2 separate regions of the Homo sapiens genome follow, and region 1 is linked to region 2. Evidence: chromatin loops called from intact Hi-C (ENCODE). Cell type or tissue: PC-9. All regions are shown on one strand.

Evidence for each region. Peaks named below come from ENCODE experiments on the same cell type or tissue, not always from the same donor. Only the 100,000 strongest peaks of a DNase experiment are listed, where the experiment ranks them.
Region 1: a loop joins it to region 2, with 9 times the contacts of the local background. A loop is called at or near these places in 5 of 110 quality-filtered maps.

Annotation. Positions count from the first base shown.
Region 1 is chrX:53,713,143-53,715,642 of GRCh38, forward strand. No RefSeq gene overlaps it. Among named protein-coding and RNA genes, the nearest start is that of HUWE1, 28 kb to the left of the region's middle. RefSeq lists enhancers at 1,567-1,616, 1,657-1,886. In PC-9, no CTCF peak of the experiment used is centred here; a DNase peak (open chromatin) is centred at 1,489; H3K27ac peaks cover 2,024 bases.
Region 2 is chrX:53,830,954-53,833,453 of GRCh38, forward strand. No RefSeq gene overlaps it. Among named protein-coding and RNA genes, the nearest start is that of HUWE1, 150 kb to the left of the region's middle. In PC-9, CTCF peaks have their summits at 1,121 (motif pointing left) and 1,327; no DNase peak of the experiment used is centred here.

The DNA.
Region 1 (2,500 bases), 120 kb before region 2:
CCGCCTCCTGGGTTCACGCCATTCTCCTGCCTCAGCCTCCCGAGTAGCTGGGATTACAGGAGCCTGCCACCATGCCCAGCTAATTTTTTGTATTTTTAGTAGAGACGGGGTTTCACCGTGTTAACTAGGATGGTCTCCGTCTCCTGACCTCATGATCCACCGGCCTCGACCTCCCAAAGTGCTGGGATTACAGGCTTGAGCCACCGCGCCCGGCCTAATTAATTTTTTTTAGAGGCAGTCTTGCTATGCGGCCCAGGCTGCTCTTGCACTCCTGGCCCCAAGCAATCCTTCCACTTCAGCCTCCCGAGTACCTGAGATTACACGTGCAAATCGACATGCCTGGTTTATATTTAATTTGCATACAGTAAAATTTGCTCATATTAGTGTACAGGTCTATGAGTTTAAACAGATGCCTAGAGTCATAACCACCACCACAATCAAGATATAGATCAGTTTCTTGCCCCTCCAAGATTCCTTTGCCAGCACATATATTTTTGGCCTGCAGACACCCTCTATACCCGCTAAGTCTCAGATGCTCAGCAGCTCTGGTAACATCTTTGGTACAGCCTCGAATACAGCACACTTTTGGCCCTCCCGAAGTGGGCACAGCAGGTAGAGACAAATGGGGAAAGTGGGTCCACGCAGTCATGAGAGGAGGAGATGGCCCCACAGGTTGAATCTCTCCCCAGTCATACTCCCATGGCTGGAATTCAAAGCTCTAGCAAGAGGCAGACCCATTTTGGTCTGGTTTCAGGGCATTGTTAGTGCCTTATCACTTAGAACTAGATTCTATACTGAGGCTTAGAGAGAGAATCAATTGCTTACCAGATTTCAAATGTACCAAGATCAATTTTGAAAGCCTTTCTACTAGTGCACACTGGAGCAGCAGGCTCAATACCAGGCAGTTATTGCATCATCTTAAAAGAAACATTCTCATAATCAATTAAACTCATTACATTTGAATATTCAGTTCCTGCCAAAGCACAATTTAAATCCTCATTTCAAAATAATGTGTTCGCAGAAATCAGGTCTACTACGTAAATGACATCATGAAACTATTTCAAGAAGCATTACAACGTCTTTTGCCAAGGCAAAAGTTATTTGAAAGGGGCTTTCCAGCATTGCTTAGAACATATGTGCTCGCTGGTACTAAACTAGATACTATGGAACAATGGTGGCTAGCCTTACGGTCTCTAATTTTAGTATTCATAACAGAATGGGCATTTACAGAGAATCCCCTTTGTAGATTTGTCATAGAAACTGTCCTTGGGGACAAAGCCCTTTGGGACTTCTCAGAAGTAGGACAAATTCCTGAAGGAGTTACAGGTGCGTATCAGTCTAGAACCTTGATTGCAAGCAACAGAATTGGACTCTAGATGATTTAGGCAGAAAAGGAATTCATTAAAAGGATATTTGGGCAGCTTCCAGAATCAGTAGGCGGGCTGGAGAAGCAGGTTTGCAGCCAGGAACAACACTCAAACCACGCTGCAGAACTGGTCTGGTGAGGAGCCCACTGCAGCAGCACCTCAGAGCACTTGTCTGCAGTTTTCACCAGGGACACCCTGCAGGGAGCTCTATCTTGCTGCAGATGCCAGCACTGCCTTGACAGAGAGACTCTTCCAGGGTCCTTGAATCTTTGTCTTTAACTCCTAAGGCAAAGTTGAGAGTGACTGGGCTGGGGTATGTGCCAGCCCCCTAGCTGTGAGGGAGAGTGAATGTAGAGGGAGGTAGGATCTGCCTCCTTCCAAGAATCATAAGATGGGGAAGTCCCCAACCAGAGGAAGTGGGTTCAAATGTACACCCAAAAAGAATAGCAAATGACCCAGCACAGGCTGACAGTTGGAGGCTGCTTGGTGTCACGTGGCACTAAGTTAGTCATTGCTACCTCATTTGGGGGCAGAGTAGGCTGACCCTGAGCTGAGGAAACTGATCAAAGAAAGAAACAAGAGCTCTGTTTCCCTCCAGAGCCTTAATATTTTGCTGCAAGATTGGAGGAAATTAGAACTGACTAAAGGAGAGGGGAGCTGTACCAGGAGCTTCAGTGCCTGGTACAACTCAGAGAAAGCAATCGGTGTTGTCCTGAGAATACAACTTCCTTGTCTAGAGAGCCTGGCATCCTGACTTGGGTGGTCTGGGGGTGAGTGGGTGGTAGTGGTGGGTGGGGAGAGAGATTTTTAGAGTGACTTGTACTTTTCTCAGCAAGCCATTGCCTTTGATCACTCGATGGGCTGCACCTAAACATAACTGGGGACAAAGTCAGGCACCACAATATCGTTTCTAGTTGCAGTCATTTAGTTCCAAAGATAAGAAGTGTAGATATAACAATTCTAGGGAACTTCTGCTCTAACATTCTTAGTCTATCAACTCTTACCTAGATTCACATTTGCTGACAACAGTACTTGGATCAGCGAGAGTACAGAAGCACAAAATTGAGTCTCACCATCCCTGAAGAGACCCACAACCAGAGGGATTTAACTGACTTTTATTAAACATATTTGGG
Region 2 (2,500 bases):
TTCCTCCCATCTAGCTATAATTTTGTTTCTGTTAACTAGCTTTTCCCTACCCTACCTTCCTCCCTCCCCTTTCCAGCTTTTAATGACCATGATTCTACCTTCTACTTTTATAAGCTGAATTTTTTTAGCTCCCACATATGAGTGAGAATTTCTGGCATTTATCTTTCTGTACCTGACTTATTTCACTTAACATTATATCCTATCCTCCAGGTTCATCCAGGTTGCCATGAATGACAGAATTTCATTCATTTTCATAGTTGAATAGTATTCCACTGTGTATATGTACCACATTTTCTTTATCCACTCATCTGCTGATGGACATTTAGGGTGATTACAAATTTTGGCTATTGTGAACAGTGCTGCAATAAACGTGAGGTTGCAGAGATCTCTTTGATATATTGATTTACTTTCTTTTGGATAAATACCCAGCAGTGGGATTTACGGATTATATGGTAGTTCTATTTTTAGTTTTTTGAGAAACTTCCACACTTTTTTTCCATAATGGCTGCACTACTTTACATTCCCAACAACAATGTATAAGAGTTCCCTTTTCTCCACATCCTTATCCACATTTGTTATTTTTTGTCTTTTTGTTTTTGTTTTCTTTTTTTTTTTGCTTTCCACATATTCTAATTTGTCTTTTTGATAATAGCCATTTTAACTGGGGTGAGATGAAGTTTCATTGTGGTTTTGATCTGCATTTCTCTGATTAGTGACGTTGGGCATTTTTTCATATACCTTTTGGCCATTTGCATGTCTTCTTTTGAGAAATGTCAATTCAGATCATTTGCCCATATTTTAATTGTATTATTATTGGGTTTTTTGCTGTCGTTATTTGAGTTCCTTATATATTCTGGTTACTAATCCCTTGAGAGCCTCTCAAACCTTTACTGTGGATGTGCATGCTCACAGTTATACACATTCTCCCAATCTCATAGAGTCCTGTTGGCAACAGTAAGCTACCTTCTTTTTCCTAGGGCAGTACACTGAAAGGCTGTAACATTGGATGCATGCTCCACTCCTCTCCCTCCCTCCTGAGGAAGAAGTCTCGGGGTCCCGTTCCTTCTCCTGATCCTACAGAACTGTACTGGCTGCGGTATGCTGTCCACCTTTTATCTTTTCTCTTGGCTGCCCCCAGGTGTTCAAACTATGCCAGTTCCCTCAGAAATCTCATACTGGAGATTGGTTGAGATAGGACAGAAACAGGTCCCTCAGGTAGTGCCTCAAAATACTAAGGATGTTGAATGCATGTTCCACTACATCTTCCTCCTGAAGAAGAAGTCGTGGGCTGAGACCATCTCTCTCAGCACTGAGCTGGCCCAGTGTAAGGGGGTGGCTTACGCAGGTAAAGTGAAATTCCTTTTCTTACTTGTTTCAATGTGGCTGTTACTGATTTTGTGCTTTTTTGAAGAACGACAATTTCTTAACTGGATTCTGAATTACTAATAAAGGTATTTTGGTCTCTGTATTGTTAAATTGGTGTTTCTGTGGTGGGATCAGGGCTAGGACTTCCTATTCTGCCACTTTGCTGACATCACTCCTAGATCTTACTTATCTAATAGAAACACTTACAAGCATATATTTCCATCTAAGCACTATTTTTACTAAATCCCATAAAATTTAATTTGTTGTGTGTTTCATTTTCATTTTGTTCAAAACAGTTTTCTAATTTCCCTTATGATTTATTTCTTTACCCATGGATTATTTGGAGTGTGTTGTTTAATTTCCAAATTTTTATTGATACATAATATTTGTACATATTTATGAGGTACATGTGATATTTTGTTACCTGCATGTATGTGTAATGATCAAGTTGGAGTATTTAGGGTATGCATCACCTCAAGTATTTATCATTTCTATGTGTTGGGGACATTACAAGTCCTCTCTTCTAGCTATTTTGAAATATACAATACATTGTTGTTAACTGTAGTTATCCTACTCTGTTATTGAACATTGGAACTTATTCCTTCTGTATAACTGTATGTTTGTACCCATTAACCAACCTCTCGGTTCATCTCCCTAACACATATCCTTCTCAACCTCTAATATATATCATTTTACTTTCTACCTCCAGATCAACTTTTTTAGCTCCCACATATGGGTGAGAACATGTGATATTTGTATTTTGGTGGTTGGTTTATTTCACTAAGCATAATGACCTCCAATACCATCCATGTTGCTATAAATGACATGATTTCATTTTTTATGGCCAAATAATATTATACTGTGTATACATACCACATTTTCTTTATCCATTCATCTGTTGATGGACACTTACCTTGAGTCTATATCTTTGCTATTGTAAGCAGTCCTGCAATAAACATGGGGGGGTGCAGGTATTCTTTAATATGCTAATTTAATTTCCTTTGGATAAATACCCAGTAGTGGGATTGCTAGATCATATCTTAGTTCTATTTTTAGTTTTTTGAGAGATCTCCATACTGTTTTTCATAGTGGCTGTATTAATTTACATTTCCACCAACAATGTATAAAAATTTCC